Regions from separate parts of the Homo sapiens genome. Here regions 1 and 2 are each linked to region 3. The links are chromatin loops, found by intact Hi-C in ENCODE. Cell type or tissue: CD14-positive monocyte. All regions are shown on one strand.

Region 1 (8,000 bases), 90 kb before region 3:
AGTCTGGCTAATGTGAGTCACACCCTGTGAGAAGCCTTGGTAAAGTTGTGCCTCTGTACAGGCAAAGCCGGCCCAGCTCTATCCCAGATGAAATCCACATTGGTGCTGCTGGAGCCTCAGAATAGGCCAGGCCAAACCCTCAGGGTTACCTGGCCTCCCGCCCTCCAGGCCTGACCCAGACCCCACTCAGCCCCCAGGGAGCAGCGACTCCCTGTGGTGAGGCAAGTCCTGAGGGCTTCCCAGGAGTCTGCAGCTGGGCTGGGACCCCAGACTCCCCCAGTGGTGATGACTGGGCTCTGACATGTTGTAGCCCCTGGGGTTAGCTGAGGTGGGCAGCTCCTAAGCCGTGCTTTCTTCACCAGTCCAGTCTGAGGGGGAGAGAGGACAAGGTGTGTGGCCCCTGTGTTAGGTGCCCTGTAGTGTGTGATGGTGTGTGACACCACCAGCCCCACCCAGGTGCCCCAGGACCCAGGAAGAACCTCAGCCATGCTTTCTGATGAGTGTGGATTGCTAATCCAGGAAGAAATAAATCTGGGAGTTTTCTGGGCATTTTACAAACAACAGCTAGCATAAAAAGCTTACGTAAAAATAGCAGTTGGGCAAATGATCAATTAACTGATATTATAAGGAACTAGAGAAATGAACAATGGTGCTGACGTGACTGCACCGCCCTGTCCCCCAGTCAAACCCATGTGAACTCTGCACTCACCTTGAAAGCCAGCTGGATGGTGTCCAGGGTCCGGGCCGGCCGGCAGACGACAGACAGGGCAACCACACACTCTCGCAGGTCCACCTCGCCGCTGCCGCTCTGTGGGGAGAGACGCTCTCAGCCACAGCTCGGCCGCCTTCGGCACTGGAGAAACGCCAGGGTTTCCCATGGGTGCTGGTGTTAATTAAAGGCCAGTCCCACTCTCACTCGGGAACATCTGCCCATGTGAAAAGGGAATCTTGGAAGGACATTCCACCAAGTGGGTTCTCCAAGGTCACTGTGCTGTGTACACTTCTTGGGGCCATTACAGTGACTTCCCAAAGTTCACAAGGCTGCCACAGGAAGCACCTCAGCAAAGCACACGCGATGCAATGCCTGCCACCTGCCAAGACCTGCATTTGAGAATACCCCCTAAGCACCAAGGCTGATTCTGGGCTCTAGGAATTTGGTCTGTTTATGGCAACCCATTCATCCTGCAGAAAGAAGGTGAACCCGGAGCTGTGACGTGGAGCTAAACAGCAGCCCGGGCCAGCTGTGGAAGCCAGTCAGCCCCGCGCTGACCATTCTCAGTAACTCCTCACACCCAGAGTCTCCAGGGACATGCTGATGTGAGTGAGCAGGGTGGTGAGAGGCACAGGTGGGGGCTGACAGGGTCTGCACTTCTGATGACGATGGGGACAGTCTGCACGTGGCTGCAGGGTGTGCCCAGGCCACAGGAAAGAACCTCCCAGGTCAGGGCGGGAGGAGGTGAGGAGCACCCTGGACAGGGGGAAGACTCTCTGGTCAGACAGCAGGAGATGAAGGGCAACCAGGAGTGGAGGGAGGACTCCCTGGTCAGAGAGCAGGAGGAGGTTCCAGGAAGAGAGCAGCAGGAGCATCCAGGGGTAGAGGGAGGGCTCCCAGGTTGGAGAGAACAAGAGAAGGTGGGGAGCACACAGGATAGGGGGGAGGACTCTGGCCAGACAGCAAGTGAGAAGCACTCAGGACAGGGGGAGGACTCTGGCCAGAGAGCAGGAGGTGAGGAGCACCCAGAGGCAAAGGAAGGACTCCCTGGCTGGAGAGAGCAAGAGAAGATGAGGAGCACCCAGGAGAGGGGAAGAATTTTGGCCAGAGAGCAGGAGGTGAGGAGCACCCAGGACAGGGGGAGGACTCTGGCCAGGCAGCAGGAGGTGAGGAGCACTCAGGAGCAGAGGGAGGACGCTCTGGTCAGAGAGCAGGAGGAAGTGAGGTGAGGAGCACCCGGGGCAGAAGGACTCCCTGATCAGAGAGCAGGAGATAATGAGCACCCAGGATGGGGGAGGACTCTGGCCAGAGAGCAGGTGAGGAGCACCCAAGGGCAGAGGGAGAACTCTGGTCAGAGCAGGAGGAGGCGAGGTGAGGAGCACCCAGGGGCGGAGGGAGGACTCCCTGTTCAGAGAGCTGGGGGTGAGGAGCACCCAGGGGCAGAGGGAGGACTTTGACCAGTAGTTGCCCCTCTACGCTTGTGTCAACCACAGGCTGTAGGTGCTAGGGGTGAGACGCACACAGGTCCCTGAAGGTCTTCTGAGGGAACTGATAGCTTTCTTTGTGCTACGCCACACCCCTTGCAAGGCATGGGGTACTGGGACTGGGGCTTGGGTGTCTGGCAGGTGGAAATGACTACAAGTCCCTGGCTCTGGGAAGGTCTCGGGCTGGGGGTCTGAGGTCCTGGGTGTAAATGGAGAATACTCCTATCTCATAAGATCATGTGCATCTGAAATTGCAGAAAATAAAAAATTAACTGCACAGTGTCATAAGTTACCTCGGAACGCTGCCTGTGAAACCAGGAATGCTGCCTGTGAAACCAGTATTCACCATTTCACGTTTCAATTCCAACACTGTGGTAAAGCGCCTGAGTGCAAACGCAGCTGCAGATGTGGCACGGACACCAGGAGGGACTCGCATCCGAGACGCTGTTTGCAGCTGCCTCGTAGTAGAGGGCCCGCGGCTGGGGGCCCCTTACGGACACTAGGCAGGACTCGCATCCGAGACACTGTTTCCAGCTGCCCTGTAGCAGAGGGCCCGTGGCTGGGGGCCCCTCTGGTGCGTGTGGGAGAATGCCCTGAGCCACGCACTGTGATCCTTGGTTCACACTCTGCATACTTGCGGGGCAGCCTCCTTCCCCTGTCCTGGGTGCTCCTCATCTTCTCTTGCTCTCTCCAACCAGGGAGTCCTTCCTTTGCCTCTGGGTGCTCCTCTCTCCTCTCTCCTGCTCCTCCTGCTCTCTGGCCAGAGTCCTCCCCCTGTCCTGAGTGCTCCTCACCTGCTCTCTGGCCAGAGAGGCCTCCTGCCAGCCCGGGTTCCACCCAGGACTGCACTGCAGCTGCTCCGTGTTGGTGCAAAACATATATGGTGCTGTCACACGGGACATCTCATGCTGTCACGGGACAGTCATGGCTGAAGGAGCCTTCTACACACACCCTGGCGTATCACCAGCTCCTCCAGGACCACAGTGTAAGTGTCCATGCTGTGACACTAACACCCAGAAAAGACCAGGATTGGCTGACCTGTGGCTCGCCGTGGCAGCCTGTCCCGCCCCTGCGTGCCACCTCGCACCTTCCTAAAACCCCGAGGCTGCCCGCCATGTTCAGGGCCACCTGGTGTGACCGTGGATGCCTCATCAATTACGACGAGGACCTGGGGATGACGTGCGGAGGGCAGAGGGGAGTGGGCGGCTGCACCAGGAGGAAGCCCTCCCACACCCACAGGCTGGCGGGGAGCCTCTAAGCCGATCATAGAGGACGGGCGTGTTATTAGAAACTCTGACGCTGCAAAGAGCAGCTCTGGTGAGCAGGGGACCCTGCAGGGGGTCCCTTGGAGACCCCAGGCTGGGTGTCACAGTTTGATATTGTTAGACTCCGTAATCACACTGAAAAACCCCAAACCACAGGCACATTCATCAGTGAAGGGTAATTTAAACGTCAAATGTGTACGCGTATTTAAAAGCATGGAAGGAAATACCTCAAAATGATAGGGTGGGGTGGTGATGGGTGGTTTTCCTTCTCTGCTTTCAAATTCATGTGAAAATATATTTATATTAGAATGAGAACAATTTATGCTTCAAAAAGCAGGAGGTTTTGCCGACACCCCGCTCCGCAGGCGACAGGCCCTACCTCGTCGAACAGTGAAAACATGTCTTCCAGCAAGTCAGAAACGGGGACTTCCAGGGAGGCGGCAAACTCCGCAATACCTATCTTCTCTCCTCCCTTCATCCTGGCTCTTTCTGAGTATCTGTCCAGATCTTTTTCAAGCTTTTCTGGTTTTAGCCTAGACAAAAAAAGAGGGAAAGCTTTCTTTTTCAATAAAATGGTGGCATGCTAACACCAGATTTACTTCTAAGACTCATCAAAATATTAAAATTGACAGAAGTAGCAGCAAGCTAGTTTTCAAGAAAAGGCATTCTCCTAATTGGAAGGTGCGAGATGTGTTCTGTCCAAGTGTCAAGCCAGGTGCCTGTGCCCCTGAGACCCGTTCCCTTCCCAGGGCAGATGTGGCAGGACACAGGGTGGCCCTCCTGGGGCGCCGTCCACAGACAGCTGATGCCAGCATTAAGGGATTGAAAGACACTATGTGGGCTTAAGTTGATATTTGAAAAAAGCCAGAATAATTAATAATTATCTCCTCAGTTCCCCTCCCTGCAACCCCAGGCAGCCCCCGCCAGACCTCGGCATCACGGGTTCTAGCTAATGCTCAAGGAAGAAGAACCAGGTACTCACCCGAGGCCCCGCACGAGCCTGGCAAATTCTAAAAGGCAAGTGTCAGCGGGGAGACGGAGCTGTCCTTCCGCCAGGGCCAGCTGGCAGTCCTCGAACGTGTAGTCAGTCACGGAGACACCCAAGGCCCTACAAGGAGGGCAGCACCCCCGTCAGCCCAGCCTCGTGGCAGCCAGTTCCCACCGCCCCACCAGAATAACCGCCGATGGCTCAGGGGAGAGGAGGGCTGAGGAGAGGCAGTGAGACAGGGGAAGGGCCAGTTGGTGGGGCAGTCACACATTCATCGATCAGCTTCACCTCTCGTGGGTGCTCTGAAACGATGACGGCAGCCACACCAAAGGTCACTGACACAGACTGCCATCACGTGAGAATCGTGAAAAAGTTTGAAACAGCGTGAGAATTACCAACATGTGACGTGGAGACACGAAGTGAGCTCATGGTGCGAGAATTACCAACATGTGACCCAGAGACGCCAAAGTGAGCTCACAGTGCTGGAAAACGGTGCTAATAGGCTTGCTCAACACAGGGTTGCCACAAACGTGAAGCAACTGTCTGTGAAGCACAGGATGAAGCAGAGTGAGGCGGGCTGTGCCCTCACTCCCAGAGCTGCTCTGACCGTGCCGTGTGTGCTCAGGTGATGAGAAATCGGTGCCTCTCTAGTCCTAGTTGAGAGCCGCTGAAGTTCCCCTTGGCAAACTTAGGCATCATCATTTGGAACAGGAGAGTCTCAGGCTATCCACAGGAAAGGACAAGGCCCAACTGAGCGGCTGCCTGTGAAGCTCACAGCAGTCCTGGCCCCGCCACGTGTGACTCCAGGTGAGCCAGGGACCAGGAGCCCTGGCTGGGAGAACCACCCACCTCCGCCAGCCACACCTGGGGCCATCCCCGGCCTCTCCTGATGGCCCGTCCTGGGTGGCACCTCTCTCCAGGCCAGCACTGCACACGTGCCATTCAACTCAGAACCCCAAATGACTCAGAGGCGAGCCCCATCCCAGATGAAAACCAAGGTCGAGGAAGGATGTGTGCGCTCTGCCACCCTGGGGTGCCACCATCCTTGCAGCGGGCAGGGGAGGAGAACGTGCTTCCAACACTGCCTCCTAGGACCCACTACGGGAGTGGGAAACCAGCCGGGAGGAGGCGCTGCCAGGGTCCCTCTGCTCATGATCAACTCCACTCCCCGAGTGGGGCTGCACGGCCCCGCCCAGGCCCAGGAGTCCGAGGCTGCTTCTCCCTCCCATCTCCACTCCGAGTGGGGCTGCACGGCCCCGCCCAGGCCCAGGAGTCCGAGGCTGCTTCTCCCTCCCATCTCCACTCCGAGTGGGGCTGCACAGGCCCCGCCCAGGCCCAGGAGTCCGAGGCTGCTTCTCCCTCCCATGTTCCTTGGTGGGGGGTTTTGCTGACGGTGGCAGACCCTCCAACGGCCCTGATGTGATGAAACATGGTTCCCGGTAATTTGGAGTGGGGTTTTAAGAGAATTCTGAATTACTACAATGGAAATGGCAGCACTCTCGTACCCTAAAAAAAGTACAAGTTCCTCGGAGTCTGTTTGAAATGGAGGGTTCTAAAATAATCAGTGAGGCCCACAGGCGATCTCTCCTTGAGCGCTGTAAAATCTGTTCTCTTCCTCCTAAGTCCCCAAAAGTAGCCAGTATTGGCAGCAGTCCGGAGCACAGGTGCTGGGCTTGGAGGTGGGAATGCATTCCCCTGGCTCGGCGCCTACTCAGCTTTTTGTATTGTTCAGAGCTGCCTGTGGTGGGGGTTGAGTGGAGCTTTGCGGGACAGAGACTGCCGGGCCCATTTCTACCCTCGGACACATGCTTTGGGAGGGAGAGGATGGGAACGTGAGGGAACGGGCCGCCCAGCTGAATCTTCAGGGTGTCAGCGGAGTGTGAACAAAGTGGCTCGGAGGTCAGAGCCAGGCACACTCTGATGGGCCCGGCCGTGGCTGTGTTCCCCTCTGGGCTCTCTGGAGAGGCGAGTTCCCAGCCATGCCCCGACCTGCTGCAGCAGGAGCCTGGGGGTGGGGCCGGTGGACCGAGGCTGATGTGGCTTCCAAGTGGCTCCTGCAGCTCAGGTCTGGCAGCCGCCCGGTGGAGGGGAGGCTCTAGCTCCACTGGACAGAGCTTTGCAGGAGGAAGCACTAGGGAGGCATTCACGTGGGGGTAAATCCAGGTGGGAGGACCTGGTTGCAAGGACAAGTGTGGGGGGAATGGGACCTGAGGGATGGAAGGTGCTGAGGGAGGGAGATGGGGAGGGCGTGTGAGCTGACGACACCGAGGGAGGGAGAGGGGGAGGGCGTGTGAGCCGACAGCACTGCCGGCCATGCAAGCAGGGGACCTGGGACCATGGGAAGCGAGGACATTCCCTCTTCCTAACTGCATGCACGACAACTGTGTAAGCAGCACAAGTCACCTTACAAGATTAAATGTGCAACCACCACTCCACTCTGCCAGATAGAGTAAGGGCACCGGTAAGTATCACACAGGCAGATGAGCAAAGGTAGGCGTGGAGGCCGCCGCACAGATGTGAAGTTGGCCCAGGCCAGCGCCCCGCTGGCTCATTTAGGGCACAGGAAACATAGGACCTGGGGTGACCAACGGCTGCAGGCAGGTCTGGAAGAACCAGTCATGCATCTTCCCAACGTCAAAGAGGGTGAAATGCCATCAGAGGGAAACAAGGGGCGCACAGCACAAGGCCAAGCACGCTTCACCAACATGCATGAAGCTGGTTCCCGCACTTCTGCAAGAATGCCTTTTCCTAACGCTGTTGCCTATTTTAAATATACAGAGAGCAGCACTCTGGGAGACACCCCTGACTCGGCGATGGGGGAAGGAGCTGCTCACTTACTCGGCCATGACTCGCCGCACGTTGCTGGCATACAGCGCGGGGTTCCTCTTCTCCTCCTCAGAAGGGCTGTACACAGGAAGGAACTGAGCACACAGAGAAGCTGCGTTAGTATCACAAGACGCTGACCTCAGCAACACCACTGTAACGACAACTGGGAGGCTGACAAAATTAAGATCTGTCAAAGTAACGCCCATTAGAACCGTCTTCAAAGTTGTCATGTGCACGTGTGTGTACGCACACACACACCCCCATGATGCATGAACTGCACACGTGTGCACCTGAACACTCACCCTCATTGGTGCTCCCTGGGAGCACCTGCTGCCTACATCAGAACATCTGGCTCTCTGATCTACACTCACCCCCGTCAGTGCTCCTGGGAGCGCCTGCTGCCTACATCAGAACATCTGGCTCTCTGATCTACACTCACCCCCGTCAGTGCTCCTGGGAGCGCCTGCTGCCTACATCAGAACATCTGGCTCTCTGATCTACACTCACCCCCGTCAGTGCTCCTGGGAGCGCCTGCTGCCTACATCAGAACATCTGGCTCTCTGATCTACACTCACCCCCGTCAGTGCTCCTAGGAGCTCCTGCTGCCTACATCAGAACATCCAGCTCCCTGATCTCACAGAGGGGCTTACGCCCATTTCTGACAGCATCAGTTTTGTAATGGGGATAATGCAGCACGTTATTCCTACATTTGGAACAGATTATTG
Region 2 (8,000 bases), 52 kb before region 3:
TTGATGTCCTGACCCCCAGGACTCCAGAGGGTGACTGTATTTGGAGAAGGGGCTGTTAGAGAGGTGACGAAGGTAAAATGAGATCATCTGGGGGCCCTGAGCCAACCTGCCTGGTGTCCTTATAAGAAGAGGAGATGAGGACACAGACACCCAGGGAGGGACGGCCCTGTGAGGACACAGGGTGAAGGCACCATCTGCAAGCCCAGGAGAGGCCTCAGGAGGAACCAGCCCTGCTGCGCCTCGGTCTCGGACTCCAGCCTCCAGGATGGTGAGACAACAATGTCTGTGGTTTAAGCCCCATCTGAGGCACTTTATTATGGAAGCCGGAGCTGAGAAAGACACTTGACATATGTTTGAAATTTCCCATGATAAAAAGTATAAAAGTGATGACTCTTGGCTTAAATGTAAACAAGGCCATCCAAATGTTGGCCTGGAACTCTCTGGAAGTCTCTGAGTGAAGGCGCCGGTGGTCACAATGCCCAGGCCCAGGCTCTCTGATTTCAGGCAGCTGGCAAACCCCTCCCTCGTCTCTGCCAAGGCCACCAGGGCCGTAAGCAGCCCCAGGCCCCAGCATCACCCGGCGTTTCACAATCAGTGCTGAACTCAAAGACACGAGGTTGCCAGAGAACATGTGGTCCCTCTCGTGTGCACTCACGCCATCGCGGTGCCCGACAGGGGTGCTGCGGTGAGGCCCACCAGGCGCAGGGATGCTGCGGCCCCTCCGAGCCCACTTGTTGGAGATGTCACACTGCAGTGCCCCAGCCAGTGAAGGGGCTCCAATGCACCTGCAACGAGGCAGGGGTGGAGGGGAGGCTGCCCAAAGGATGGCGCCCGGAGACTCGAAGGCCGCGAGGCCGCGTCATCCCGCACAGGCGGCCGGGGCAGATGCTCAGTGCCAGCCACCCCAAGCTCTACGGTTAGCGCGGTGGAGGCAGCTCACAGGAATGCTCCCTCCTGAAGGTGCATCCCAACATTGCTGCTTTAATTATGTGGAAAAAATTATCCCAACTCCACAGGATATGCGACAGTGCGCTTGCAAATCCACGAGAGAACGTGCACTCCTCCCACGGTGAGAGGGCGAGCGGCAGCACACACAGGCGCCTGCTGTCCAAGGTCTAATTTTCTTTTGCTTTTTCCTTTTAGAGAAAGAACAACTTTTGAAAGCACAGCAGTTCTCTCAGGCATCCCATCGGACGGAGCCGGCACTTCCATCAGCAAACACCACCAGCCCGCCCTCGGCATCTGAGAGCTGGAGGGAGCTTCGGGAATCACCCACTCCCGTCCAGCACCCACAGACACAAACCGAGCAAGGCAGCAGCAGGAAACGCCCTCCTTTTCTGTCTCCCCAATCACCAAAACACCTTTATTCATATAACATGACTTCTGGTCCAAACCAAACGCTGCCTTCAAATATGGAATCAGCGATCACGCCCACAATGAATTCTCATAGTTAACGATACTAAAAGCAGACAGGAAATGTGAAAAAGTGGCACCGTGAACCATTGCCGTGGGCTCTCTCTGCACACACAACCACTCTTACCTTTGGAGCCCGAGGCACGGCCCGCACCCCAGGCGCTACAGATCCCAGGTGAGGCCTGCAGGAGGAGGGATGGGCTGCCAGGAGCGCAGGCCACATCACGGGGACGGTTTCATTGGGAGGAACATTTTATGTTTACTGGGTATTCCCATTTCTGTTTGTGTAATTTTCTCATTTATATAAATGTATATACATCTTGTGCCAAATTTATGGTGGGTTTCTTTGTCTTTTTCTCACCCCTGTGAACATCCATTGTCTCCCTGACCTTAGATTTCAGTGAGGTCACACTCTGGAGCTTTTCACCCCCACCCCGTGTGACTGCAGGAGGATCTGCGCCTCCCCGCAGGAACCCCTCTCCCCCACAGCCCGTGCTTACTGCTATCTATAAAGCTGTTTCTTCTTCGCTCTCCCACTCAAATCTAAAATTAAATATAGCTTTTCTAAAACTGAACTATTTCTTTGCAAACCCTCAACCAGCCGTACCGCCTCCCGCCGCTGTCATCTCTACTCCACCGTCCTCACCAGAACCCTCGGCACCATCACCTACCCGAGGCTCTTGCCTGCGAGATGACAGTGTGTTCAGTAATTCCCTTTGGATTTGCAAATCGGCCCCGCAGTCCCACAGCACAGTGATTCTCCTAGACCACTCCATTTACCATTTTCAACCCACTCCAGTCCACGGGCGTCTTACGAGGATGCTGCACGGTGTTGAATGGGATCAAAGCCAGTCTGGTCTTGGCCATGTCTAAACCACGACACCCTGTGACTGGGGAACCCCCATCAACACCCAACCAGCTCCCCTGTGAGCCAGCTTCCAGGATACAGGGACGGCCCTGGGACCGTTGGCACCAGTGTCGTCACTGGGACTGGATGGTAGCATGCAGGTAGCACCCTGGGGTGACACCAATGCCGCCTGGGCCGTGGTGCTGCATCTGTGGGACACTGGAACATGACCTGGAGGGCAGGCAGGCCTGGAGGAGCATGTGGTGTCTCTGGAGCAAGGGCCGCTGCTGGAGGGCAGGCGGGCCTGGAGGAGTGCAGTGTCTCTGGAGCAGGGGCCGCTCTCCGCAGCGTGGGTGGAGGCTGTCTCCCATGGCTTCTGCAGGCCCTGGTTAGTCCTGCTTTCTGGAAACAGCCATGGGGGAGCACACCTTCCTCCTGCGGGGCGTCCCCACCAGCGTCTGAGGGGCACTGGCTCTGAGAAAACCCTGGGCCCCTAAGACGGCACTGAAGCCCCATATCCCAGCAAGAAGAGACCAGGGAGTCACTGCGGTTACTTGCTCATGCCCACGCAGGCCTTTCTGTGGATCTCCACACACAGCACCTCCGACTGCGACCGCACAGCTCCTCTCTTGCACCTGGGCTCACGGTTGGCTCTGCGGGGTTGACCTCCCCGGCGCGCGCTGTTTGTGTGTCCCAGTTACCTAGGTTCTGTAGCAGACGTGGCATCAGAGACCACGTGGCCCCAACCCCTCAGGGGACACCACCTGCACGCCTCGCTCACCCTACGTGGGGACATCACCTGCTCACCTCGCTCACCCTACATGGGGATGCACCTGCTCACCTCGCTCACCCTACGTGGGGACGTCACCTGCTCACCTCGCTCACCCTACTTGGGGATGCACCTGCTCACCTCGCTCACCCTACGTGGGGACGTCACCTGCTCACCTCGCTCACCCTACTTGGGGATGCACCTGCTCACCTCGCTCACCCTACGTGGGGATGTCATCTGCTCACCTTGCTCACCTTACGTGGGGATGCACCTGTACGCCTCACTCACTCTGCCATCAGGACACTGCTTGAATTCCTCTCTTGAACACAGAGCTGCTTCCTGCAGACAGGGTCAGAGAACAGCCAGGGAATCCCTGAGTGGGATCAGGCCACTCCAGTCTTGGTTGGCCAGGAACCGAGCCCCTCCAGGAGGGAGGTCCATCGAGCAGCCTCATGCATCTGCACAGCAAAGCTGTGCATCGTCCTCTGCTCCCAGATGGTGGCACCCTCCTGCTTGCCACTCAGCCAACAACCCCAAGGAGGCAGCCTCATGGCTGGGGATGGCTGTGTTGAGCTGCAGCCCCAGCTGTCCCTAAGCTCTGTGGCTTGGGAGGAGCATCACTTCCCGGTCTCAGCGGGTGTCTGGAGGGTGGGCTGGGTCCTGCTGAGGCCAGGCAAGGAGGCTCCACCTGGGCAGCCCCACATCACCACCAGGACACAGCAGGTGGCAGAGGGCGTACCACACTTAGAGCCCTGCTCATTCGCCAGTAAAGTGAGCCCCACGGCCACCCGGACAGGGCTTGGCAGGCACAGTAGTCTGAGCTCCTGTGTGGCGTGCGGCCCCGTGAGTCGCAGTGGGGCTATGTGCTGGGTGGTGCCACACAGGCAGGCCCTCCATGCCCCATGTCCAATCAGGAAGATATGGAGCCGCTGGGCCGGCCACACCCGCCTTCGGAGTCACTGTCAGCTCTGCATCATCATCCCACGGAGGCTCACAGGGTCACAAGGCCCCGGCCCAAGAGCAGTCCCACACTAGAGCCTCCCTCTCACTATCCCTGAAGCACCCAGTGTCCATGCTTCCCGTAGAATCAAGGGCCATAGACCCCCAACATCTGGGGCAAGCACCCTGCAGTCACTGGAGAAGACACAGCTTGCTGAAGTGCCCACGGGGGGCCACATCTCAGACTTTCAACCTTGTGTACTACAAATGCAGATTCCTGGACACCTTGTGACCTTTGGAATGAGGCTGTGCCCTGTGGGCTGACTCCCTCGGGCCCCCTGAGCTATGTATGGCCCACGCCTTCACCTGGAGTCTTCCTCCCATCGGGGGGCTCTGCTGTCTGGACTAAGCGTTCCCTGACACCCTGGCTCACACCCGTGATGCCAGCACAGGGCATGGTGCTCACACATTGGTGCTGTTGGAAAGTAACCAGTAAAAAGGTGTGTGAAAGAAAACACGCTTACTCATTCTGCAGACAATTCCTGAGCACCTGCAATGTGCACTCTGGACAAATGGTGTCCAGGTGCAGGCAGAACGAGACCGACGGAAACCGCAGCACCACCTGGCTCAGACGGCACAGGTGCAGCCCGTGTAAAGATGGCACGCGCCGGCATCCTGGTGTGGGCCTGCGGGAAAAGGGCGTGGGGTGGAGGTGCAAGCTCAGCTGAGAAATCAGGAGTAGAGAGTGCAGAGCCCCACGGAGGGAGGGCCCAGGCAGGGTGGCTATGTGAGCATCACAGCCGATGCCCCAGTTCCTGCTTCAAGATGACCGATGGCAGGCAGGTGCCGGAGCCGCTCCTCCGGTCCCCAGGCTGGCCTCCGGGTCCTGCCCACATGCTCTCCCAGACAGTCCTCATGCCTCCTCACCCGCAAAGCTCTGCACAAATCCCCCTTCCCTGAAGGGTTTGGGACACCCAGCCAGAGTTCTGTCCCTCTGGTCCCTACATATGACGTCCCCCATGTCCAACCTGCAGCCCCACACTCTAGAGGAGAGATTCCACAATACAGGCTGCAGGCTGGGAGGCCCTTCCATTGCTGCCTGGTGACCCCGAGGGCTCAGCTCCTGCAAGGCCTGGCTCACGGCAGGTGCTCGCAAGAAGAATACAGGAGGGAAGGGAGCAGAAACTCAGAAGTGTAAGCTTCTGGGCTGCACACGTTCCACTGTGGGCACAGGCTAAGCTTCAAAAGCAGAAACTAGCTGCAGATTCCTATTTGGAGGCTGCGGGGACTCGGTTACACCTGACCCATTTCCACAGGCTCTCACCCGTGGGGCAGGACACCCTGCGATTATGTTTCCTCCATTTCCACAGGCTCTCACCCGTGGGGCGGGACACCCTGCGATTACATTTCCTCCATTTCCACAGGCTCTCACCCGTGGGGCGGGACACCCTGCGATTACATTCTCACCCGTGGGGCGGGACACCCTGTGATTACATTTCCTCCATTTCCACAGGCTCTCACCGGTGAGGCGGGACACCCTGCGATTACATTCTCACCCGTGGGGCAGGACACCCTGTGATTACATTTCCTCCATTTCCACAGGCTCTCACCCGTGGGGCGGAACACCCTGTGATGACATTTCCTCCATTTCCACAGGCTCTCACCCGTGGGGCGGGACACCCTGCGATTACATTTCCTCAGAAGGCAGCTTTCAAGGCAAAGCTCCCACGTGCAGAAACGGGCCCTGGAGGTGGGAGTCCCAGGAGCCGTGGAGAAGCTCCAATGAGAACGGGGCCAGATGGGCAGCCCGAGAGCAGAACCCCCACCACCAGCGGCTGGGGAGAGGCTGGAGATGCCAGGGCCCTCCTGGGAGGCACCAGCTTTGTCCTCGAGGCCGAGGGGAGGAGAAGCACAGGAGATGCTGGGCACAAGGGGCCCGGCACAGGCCAGGCACAGGGAGGCCCCAGCCTCATCTGCCCAGTGAGCGATATCCAAAAACAACAAACAGGGTCCACATGCCAGCACTGCAGCCACAGCAGCACGAGGGGCCATCGCAGGTGCACGGGCCTCACAGCTTCACAGAGCAGAGCCATGCCAAACGCTCGCGGTGAAAGGCAGCCTGTTTCTTCAGTACTGTTCCTTCGACAGGTCAGTCCTGAGCCCCAGGCTGTGTCCCAGGACACTGGGAGTCTGCTCCGCACTGGGGGACTCAAAGTCCACACGGGGCCCACAGGTGGTCAAGTGAACCAAACGCCCCACACCCTGACCCCCAGGTGTACATTCTGCACATTTTAATTCCGAGGTTGGGAATGCACCCTACGCCGCCAGGCACGCCGCCAGGCCGAGGTCTGCAGCAGCATTTCACTCTGTTGGTGTCCGAGGACCTCAGGGGCTGTGGACCATGCAGGCGCTGCAGACAGTGATACATCGTGGGGGGCTCAGGAGAAGCAGGCTCCTGGGATCATTCCAACAAAAAGGTCCCCCTGCGTGCTCCGCCAGGACCCCACCTTCCACCTCCAGCCAAAACAGGACCTTCACACATACCAGCACGCTTCCCATTCAGCCCAGGCCCTGAGACAGGCCCTCCGGAGCTGTGGCCCAGGGAAACGCCAATCTCCCCGGACCTCCCGCCTGGTCTGAGTAAAAAGAATCCTGAAATTCAGGATCCGTGGCATTTCTAGCTGCTTGCATTTGTTTAACAAACATCTGCAGAAAGCCAGTGGGGCCCTGGTGGAGAGCACCTCCCAAGCCCCCTGTGGTGGGAGCCCCACCCCCAGCACATCCTGCATCAGGGGATCCTGCTACAAGAAAGAGTCCCCAGCCTGCTGGCCCTTCCTACTCCGAACTGGCCGCAGATACAGGGAGCCCCCCAGCACATCCTGCATCAGGGGATCCTGCTACAAGAAAGAGTCCCCAGCCTGCCGGCCCTTCCTACTCCGAACTGGCCGCAGATACAGGGAGCCCCCCAGCACATCCTGCATCAGGGGATCCTGCTACAAGAGTCCCCAGCCTGCCCGGCCCTTCCTACTCCGAACTGGCTGCAGATACAGGGAGCCCCCCAGCACATCCTGGCCCAAACCCTCAAAAGCTGCAGGAGCCCACAGCCTGCCCTGTACACCCTGCGCCACACTACCCGCAAATACAAGGTCCCCCACCTCCCCCGCCAGCCCAGAACATCCTGGCCCAAGTCCCACCCCCAGCCTGCCCTGTACACCCTGCCCCACACTACCCGCAGATACAGGGGCCCCCCAGAACATCTTGGCCCAACCCCCTGGCCTGCCCTGTATACCCTGCCCTGCACTATCTACAGATACTGGGACCCTCCCCCACCTCCCACTGCCGCCCACACACAACATCCTGGCCTAAGTCCCACCCACTTAGCTGCAGGAGCCCCTGGCCTGCCCTGTACACCCTGCTCCACACTACGGGCAAATACAGGGGGCCCCCCGGAACATCCTGGCTCACCCCCACTCCCCCGAGCTGCAGGAGTGCCTCTGTCCCCACAATTCTGGGTCTGCGCCACCATCTCCAGGGAGCCCACCAAGCACATCCTGGCCCTGTCCCTGGCTATGGGAGACCCTCCACCCAGGACATCCTGCTTCCCCCAGCTGCAGGGAGCCCCTGGACCACCAGTAACGTCTGTGAGGCAAGGCTGACCCCTGCTCAGCCAGTGGGTAGAATGGGAGTGGGCAGGGGCTGTGGGCCCTGGCAAGTATGTCCACTCCTCTGAGTGCAGGGAGGTACAGAGGTGACCAGCCTGACGTGCAGCTGTGGACACAGAGGGAGGGCTGCTGGGGGCTGGAGGCCACTGCCCAGTGGCAGTTGTGGGGGAGGCAGAAATGACCTGATCGCTCTAAGGTGAGGGAGAGGAGAGCCCACTCTTTACAGAGACTTCCCCAATGGCACAGGCGCCACGTGGTCCTGGGGCCACTGACTGGGCAGACAGCCTGGCACAGGGACAGGACAGGTCTAGCCTGGGATGTGCTGAGCTTGATGGATGCATGGGACCCAGGAGGATGTCACAATGATGAT
Region 3 (8,000 bases):
GGAATCTGACAGAGAAACCAACCCTCACAAGCTTTCGTCGTACGATGGGCCTGGCTTCACTGAATCCTATCTATGAACCTGGAATCTGACAGAGAAACCAACCCTCACAAGCTTTTGTCGTACGATGGGCCTGGCTTCACTGAATCTGCATCTTATGTCACACTTATTGCCAGCAGGACCTGCCTAGTGACATTTAGCTGCCCTTCGAGTGGGCTGGCACCAGATGGAAACTGGACATAAGCTTTCGTGAGAGATCGTGTGCAGTTCCTGAGCTTTGTGTTACCAGATACTGTCTCTTCTCAGATGAGGGTCAAATTGAAATTTCATTACAGAAACCACCAGTCGCCACTGTTGAAGTTCAGAAGGGGTCCACCTAGTAAGGAAGGAGACCACTACTACTCCTGCTGCCCACCTTGCCTAGTTCACAAGACAGGAGGAAAGAGAGAAAGCAAAGAGTTGGAAAGAAACAAAAGTAAGATAAATAGCTAGATGACCTTGGCACCACCACCCAGCCCTAGGAATTAAAAAATAATAATAACATCAACCCCTGACCTAAACTACTTGTGTTATCTGTAAATTCCAGACGTTGTATGAAAAAGCATCGCGAAACTTTCTGTTCTGTTAGCTGATGCATGCAGCCCCCAGTCACGTTCCCCACGCTTGCTCGATTTGTCACGACCCTTTCACGTGGACCCCTTAGAGTGTAAGCCTTTAGAAAGGCCAATAATTTCTTTTTCAGGGAGCTCGGCTCCTAAGACGCAAGTCTGCTGATGCTCCCGACTGAATAAACCACTTCCTTCTTTTTTTTTTTTTTTGAGACAGAGTCTTGATCTGTCACCCAGGCTGGAGTGCAGTGGCATGATCTCGGCTTACTGCAAGCTCCATCTCCCAGGTTCACATCATTCTCCTGCCTCAGCCTCCCAAGCAGCTGGGACTACAGGTGCCCACCACCACGCCCAGCTATTTTGTATTTTTAGTAGAAAGGGGGTTTCACCATGTTAGCCAGGACGGTCTTGATGCCCTGACCTCGTGATCCACCCATCTCAGCCTCCCAAAGTGCTGGGATTACAGACATGAGCCACTGCACCCAGCCAAACCTCTTCCTTCTTTAAGCTGGTGTCTGAGGAATTTTGTCTGCGGCTCGTCCTGCTACACTGGGATAGCCTTTCCTGGATCCATGAAATGAGAATTCAGTGAGTCAACTTTCAGGGTAACAGGATTTTAAGACATCTTCATTTATGTAAAAGAAATCCCATTCACAAACATTCCATTTTCAGTAACTGTGTTAATTGTAAATGACTCTTGTACAGTCACTAGAGCAGGCATCGCAAAAACATTGGTGCCTCGTTTTCTCATTGATAAATATGCATGAAAGTCGTCTGTTTCAACGATGCAGACAAAGATACAATGTTCCCTAATCCAGATTACATCTTTTAGCCTGCTTGATGGATTATCACTAATTAGATTTATTCTTAGTTTTGTTACATGCAAATTTATCTCAGTGAAAAATAAACTCAACTAAATACTGTTCTTTACTTGCTCTCTTGGATAATAAGAATGTGGAGGGAAGGGTGAGGTTGCAGTGATGTGGGGATAAGGGGAAGGCGGAGGACAGACCTGGACCTGGCAGAGGAGGAAGAGGAGGAGGACGAGGTGAGAGAGGCCCCTCATCTTCCCTGGTGTCGTGCACGCGACCTCAACTCTCGGCTCCTGTGGTCTGGGTGGTTCCTGGGTGCACAGAGAGCCTGGGACAGAGGTCCCAGGGACAGAAAGTCCTTGTTTCAGAGGATCCAGGGTGACTGTGCAGTGAGTTTGCAGCAGCTCACCCAGCATGTTGGGGGACGGCAGGGCTGGGTCCCTTTCTTGGGTTGCAGCTTTTCCAGGTCATGACATTGGCTCACTGAGCACAGCTCACACAGTGGAACGGCCAAGGCTCCAGGAACACGGCTGGGCACTGGGTCATTCCGTGTTTGGGAAAATATCTTTCTTTTCACAAGGAATGTGGCATACATGCACACACACACACAAACTGATTAACACACATATATGCATAAACTAATAAACACATATACACACGTGCACACACTCACATATTTACCAACATACAAACATGCATACACTCACACACACACACACACCGACACACACATATGTAGAAATTCATAACAGACACACACCAACACATGACCATACATCTACAAACTTATAAACGCACACACACACACACATCGACACTCATACATACAAATTCATAACACAGACACACACCAACGCAATACCATACATCTACAAACTTATAAACACACACACACACATCGACACTCATACATACAAATTCATAACACAGACACACACCAATGCAATACCATACATCTACAAACTTATAAACACACACACACACACATCGACACTCATACATACAAATTCATAACACACACACCAACGCAATACCATACATCTACAAACTTATAAACGCACACACACACACATACATACAAATTCATAACACAGACATACACCAACACAATACCATACATCTACAAACTTATAAATGCGCACACACACACACACACTGACATACATACAAATTCATAACACAGACACACACCAACGCAATACCATACATCTACAAACTTATAGACACACACACACACACACATCGACACTCATACATACAAATTCATAACACAGACACACACCAACGCAATACCATACATCTACAAACTTATAAACGCACACACACACACCCCAGCAATACATGTGTGTTAATCTGTTTGTGCTACTATAACGAAATGCTTCTTGCTGGGTAACTGATGAAGAACAGGTTGTTTTCTTGCACAGTTCTGGGGGCTGTGAAGTCCCACATCGAGGCACCAGCCTTAATCCACCCTCCGCCCTCATGACCTAAGCTCCTCCCAAAGGCCCCACCCCCAACACTGTTGTACTGGATATTAAGGTTCCAACACATGGATTTTGGGGGACCCATTCAGACCATAGCAGCATTCATACACACAAACTCTTACCCTTGAAAATTAAAACCCTCACACTGAACTGAGGTCCTGAATCCTCCTCTCTGTTCCAGACTCCACTCAGCTCAGCCTCAGCCCCAGGACTCCTTGTTCCCAGGGAGTTCAGTTCCCCGCAGCAGCTCCAGCTGGGCCTCCTCGCCCGGAATGGGCTGGGTCGCTCCAGGGCCTCAACGTGCTCGGCCATCACCACGCTTTAAGGGGTCTCAGGAGGTAGCAGGATGCATCGTGCCATTGGTCACGCAGGCTGCACGCTCCTCAGCCCCTAGAGCAGCGGTCCTAAACCACACTCTGTGCCAGCCGCAGGCCGGGTGAGCACAGAACAGAGGCAGCTCTCGGGACGAGAAGGAAGCTTTCTGGAAATGCCTCCCTGGCTGAGCCTGGTCAAGCGGCTGCGAGCCCACACCAGGCAGCTTCCAGGGCCCAGGAACTGATGCCACATTGGGGACCCCTCCTGTCAGGAGGCTGATGCGGCCCCACACGCTGGCTGGCCACGTGCGGGAGGGTCTCCGGGGGCTGCTGCCTCATGTCTCTGCCTCTGCTTTTCTGGAGGACAGCCCCTAGACAGGCTCCTGAGATGTGGCCGCTGCTGCTGCTCCCCTCACTCACTGGAAGCGCATGGTCTGGAGCTCACCCCAGAATCCTTGGGTGGTTTTCACCCACAGCCTGTAGAAAAGCCACATGGATTCAAGGCCATGCCTCTGCACCATGTCCTCTGTCCCTGAAGGCAGAGGGGACTTGGAGCTGGCCCCAGCATGGCCATCCCAGCTGTGCCCAGGAGCCACCTTCTCACACCCAGTTGAGGGCCTGGTAAAGCAGCACCCCCAGCAACAGCTATACAAAGAGCCCCTCTGGCCAGCCCTGCCCCCCACCTTTCCTTGTGGAGGGTCCTCAGGTCCAAGGTCCTCAGGGTTTTGCTAAGGCCCGTCGGGGGCCCTGCTCTGCAGAAGCAGTCTCCTCCTGTGGACAAGGCTACCGGCACTCACAATGCCAAAAAGCAGCAGAGCCTGCAGGCCACAGAAGCCACGAGCCAGGGCAGCTGCAGGCACTCACCTGGTGACTGGCACCCTGGCCCACCGGCATCCGAGATTCTCCTCCGCACCTCCCCCTGTCCTCCTCACCTCCCCTATGTCCTCCTCACCTTCCCCCACAACCCCATCCTCTGGGCTGTGACTTCCCACCCTCTGGGTCCTGGCACAGTGTCTGGCCTCCCAGAGAGGGGTGAGGTTGAGAGAGGCTGACAGGCGTCTCCGACATGAGTCAGCCCATTCAGTTCCTTTTCCAGGGGCCACACTGAGTCAGCCCATTCGGTTCCTTTTCCAGGGGCCACACTGAGTCAGCCCATTCGGTTCCTTTCCCAGGAGCCACACTCGAAGTCACAAGAGCCTTGACATGTTGCGGTGACCGCCTGCTGCCGGGGCTGACTGGCTTGTGACCCCGGCACCTGGAGGCCTGTCTCAGATCCAACCCATCCTGCCCACCACATTTTCTGGACAAACCCTTGTCCCCAGGGAGACAGTGGCTACTGGTCCCTGAGTTTCTCAGGGAGTTGGGCCTGCCCCTTGGGATCTGGAGGCCCCTGCAGTGTGGGGAGGAGGGGCCGCTCCTGGTGTCACAGGGGAGGGAGCTCAGCAGGCAGGGGAGAACCTCGCAGAGGCTCAGAGCTGGGATGGGACGGGCAACGTGCGGCTCTTCAAAGGTGACTGTGGCTGTTTGTTCATTTCAGAATATCCCTTAAGCCAACTCTCTCCAGCAGGTGAATTATAGAATCAACACAGTGCTTGAAATATCTAAACCTTTGAAGAAATCCCTAAAAGGATGACATGAAAGTATTAAGTTTATTTTAATCAATTCCGCTAAATATGTGGATGGATAGAGGCCATGTTTTAAGACAACCTCCAGCAAATTAAGGTGAACAGTTCTGCAGAGTAATGAAGATCATGCCTAGAGTATACCTCCGAGGTCCTGGGAGTCCTGGGCACAGGCGGGACCCAGAGGACAAGGGTGAGTCCATCCACAGGCGGGTCTGTGCACTGGTGAACTTAGAGAGTGCAGGATGTTCCCAGTGTTGTCTGGATTTCCAGGCTTTGCTTTGCACCTTGCCTCCCTCTGGCCCTCTTGCTCCTGGCCTGGCTCCGGCTGCCCCTCCATGCAGCGCCGCCCTCTGTGCAAGGCTCTGAGTGGGGCTGCCTGGAAGAGGAGCCCAAGGCCTCCTCACCCCTCCTGGAGCCGGTAGCTGGGGGTCCCACCCAACATCGCCCTGTGGCATCTGCCCAAACGCCCCATGGGCATCCTGCCTCCCTGCACCTGGTGAAAGTTCTGTGGGAGGCGCTCTCCATTCCTGCCAGGTCTTTATCATACCATGCTCTGGGCAATGTTTTTGTTAAATAAGATAACATGAGCCCTCTCCAAGTTACCTGTCCTGCAGGGTGCAGGGTGGCGACTCATGCCCAGGCGAGTGACCTTCACCAGCCTGTCCTGGATTAGCCGGTGACTATGCAAGACATCCGATTGTGCAGCTTAGAGCCAGAGCTGCTGTGCAGGGTGCTGCCCCCGAGCCATCCCAGCGCATCCTGGCGTGGAGCAGGGTCACGGCTGGATTAAGGGGAAGGTGAAGTGGGGTCAGTGCCCTGCCCCCTGGACACACAGCAGGGGGCTGCTCCTGGGCATGGCCTTGGGACGTGAGGTGCAACTGGCTACGCACACTGGCCAGGGGAGGACCCCTCTTCGCCTCCACACTGCACGCCCCTTCCCTGGTTTTCCTGCTTTTGCTTCCTGACCTGTGTCCGCCAGCACACACCCATCAGCTGGAGGGCAGAGGAGCCCTCTCCCCAGTAAGGACTCACCCAGGCCGAGGAGCCCAGGTGGACAGCAAGGTTGCCATGAGCAGGGACCGTCCTGAGTCCAGTCCAGTCCCCCCTAGGGGCATGTCAGCCTGGTGGGCAGAGCTCTGTGCCCTTGAGGCCCACCAGGTTTGGAGGCTGGACAGGTGAAGACACCCCGGTGCCATGTGGCTGAGTGGACGTGGCAGGCAGAGCGAGGACAGAGGGAGGGGCACGTGCTAGTGCCAGAAGGAGGCTGCCCACGGCCAAGTGGCCGACACTGGTCTTCCCAGCCAGCATGGAGAGTGCCAGAGGCATCGGGTGGCCCCTGGGGAACGCAACTGGCCAGACAACGGGCTGAAGCCAGGGAAGGCCTGGGCGCCTGCCAGACCACCCTGGCACTTCCTGTCACTGTGGCCTCCACTGCTGCATACTGGGCCCCCAGGGTGCCACGACCATGGCCATGGCCAGCCCCGGAGGATGGCCAGGGGCGGCCCACACTGTGGGCTCATGTCCCCTGTCCTGGAGGCAGCAACCGTGTGCCGGGACCCACCTCAGGGGAGGCTGTCGGGGGCAGGGGGGTAGGGCTTTAGATGCAGGTCGAGGGACCCACCTGGCCTCCAGACACACACTTTGGGGAATTCCTCTCACTCACTGGCTTGTGTGGCTGGGCAGTCTTGTCTGTGTCTTGCCATGTGGGACGGGACCAAGAACCCTGGGCACCAACTCACCGTCAGCCAGCCACCTCCCCGTAGCTGGCGGTGCAAACCTGACTGGAAGGCACCAGCTGTTGTGATGCCCAGAGCCGGGCTCAGGAGGCCTCTCCACCTTTCTCTCAGGCTCCCTGTGCAGTGCAGCCTGACTCTGAAGGGGGCTGCAGGCATGGCTTTCCCAGCACCCACAGCCCAGCTCATTTTCCCTGCCTGGGTGATGCAGGGTGTGTGTGGCTCTGTCTTTTTCTGAAGCTTTGGTGCTGGCTGATTCAGCTCATCATAAAAGGCTTGAAACACTGGTTTGGGAGAGTGCCTGTGGACCTCCCCTCGGACTAAAATAGCAACTTGGGGGTTTAGCCCTGTCCCATCAATCCCCAGGCCTACATGTTCTCCTTTCTTCCAGTGGGGGTCTAGGGGATTAGAGATTATTAGTTCTAGTGGGTTACAGTGACCGGCAGCACAGGAGAGATTGGCTTCCCCTTTTTGAAGGTGAACTGGGTCTTTTTTGTCCTTTTTTTAAGTAGCCTAAATAACACATGGCCAATAGGCACAATTTTCACAGATCCTTGACTTATGACAAACATATTTATTTTTTACTGTGTAGCTCTTTTCCTAGTTAAGAGAACTCCATTTTAATTCTAGCTTGTTACCATTAATGGCTGCACAAGCATCAAATTTTAAAGTTACTTGTTTGGGAATTTCTTTTTCTTCTCTTCTAGTTATTATTTTACTTGTATCGCCAAGGAAAGGACCAGTTTTTTATTTTAAAAACGGTGGTCGCAGGGGGCTTGGATGGGTTATAACACCCATCAGATTGGTCATTTCCTGGGCTACGTACCTTGTACTGTGACATTATACAAACAAGTTCCTTTTGATGTTCCTGTACATTTATAATAACTATAGAATGAAGGGGACCAGCCCCTCCACACCTGTGGGTATTTCTCATCAGGCGGGATGAGAGACTGAGAAAAGAAATAAGACACAGAGACAAAGTATAGAGAAAGAAAAGTGGGCCCAGGGGACTGGCGCTCAGCATACAGAGGACCCGCACTGGCACCGGTCTCTGAGTTCCCTCAGTATTTATTGATTACTATTTTCACTATCTCAGCAAGAGGAATGTGGCAGGAGAACAGGGTGACAGTGGGGAGAAGGTCAGCAAGAAAACATGTGAGCAAAGGAATCTGTGTCACAAGTAAGTTCAAGGGAAGGTACTATGTCTAGATGTGCACGTAGGCCAGATTTATGCTTCTCTCCACCCAAACATTTCAGTGGAGTAAAGAGTAACAGCAGCATTGCGGCCAACATGTCTCGCCTCCCACCACAGGGTGGTTTTTCTCCTATCTCAGAATTGAACAAATGTACGATCAGTTTTATACTGAGACATTCCGTTCCCAGGGGAAGGCAGGAGACAGAGGCCTTCCTCTTTTACTAATCCTACT

The links. Peaks named below come from ENCODE experiments on the same cell type or tissue, not always from the same donor. Only the 100,000 strongest peaks of a DNase experiment are listed, where the experiment ranks them.
Region 1: it touches region 3 in a loop (7-fold over the local background); 2 of 110 quality-filtered maps call a loop at or near these places.
Region 2: a loop joins it to region 3, with 1.8 times the contacts of the local background. A loop is called at or near these places in 10 of 110 quality-filtered maps.

The regions. Positions count from the first base shown.
Region 1 is chr5:1,470,117-1,478,116 of GRCh38, forward strand. It overlaps LPCAT1 (lysophosphatidylcholine acyltransferase 1), which reads right to left. Exons shown (of 14, transcript NM_024830.5): 9 at 7,288-7,370; 10 at 4,444-4,569; 11 at 3,841-3,994; 12 at 710-808. Among named protein-coding and RNA genes, the nearest start is that of SLC6A3, 29 kb to the left of the region's middle. In CD14-positive monocyte, no CTCF peak of the experiment used is centred here; DNase peaks (open chromatin) are centred at 4,925 and 7,385; H3K4me3 peaks cover 648 bases; H3K27ac peaks cover 6,670 bases.
Region 2 is chr5:1,508,329-1,516,328 of GRCh38, forward strand. The region is part of intron 1 of LPCAT1 (lysophosphatidylcholine acyltransferase 1); the gene reads right to left. MIR6075 (microRNA 6075) reads right to left here and starts at 2,528; the gene lies at 2,434-2,528. RefSeq lists enhancers at 305-823, 824-1,341, 3,658-4,217, 4,778-5,337, 5,898-6,456 and 3 more and a silencer at 3,446-3,740. In CD14-positive monocyte, a CTCF peak has its summit at 3,793 (motif pointing right); DNase peaks (open chromatin) are centred at 5,563 and 7,993; H3K27ac peaks cover 1,913 bases.
Region 3 is chr5:1,559,926-1,567,925 of GRCh38, forward strand. No RefSeq gene overlaps it. Among named protein-coding and RNA genes, the nearest start is that of LPCAT1, 40 kb to the left of the region's middle. RefSeq lists an enhancer at 5,784-6,765. In CD14-positive monocyte, no CTCF peak of the experiment used is centred here; a DNase peak (open chromatin) is centred at 4,346; H3K4me3 peaks cover 1,164 bases; H3K27ac peaks cover 1,429 bases.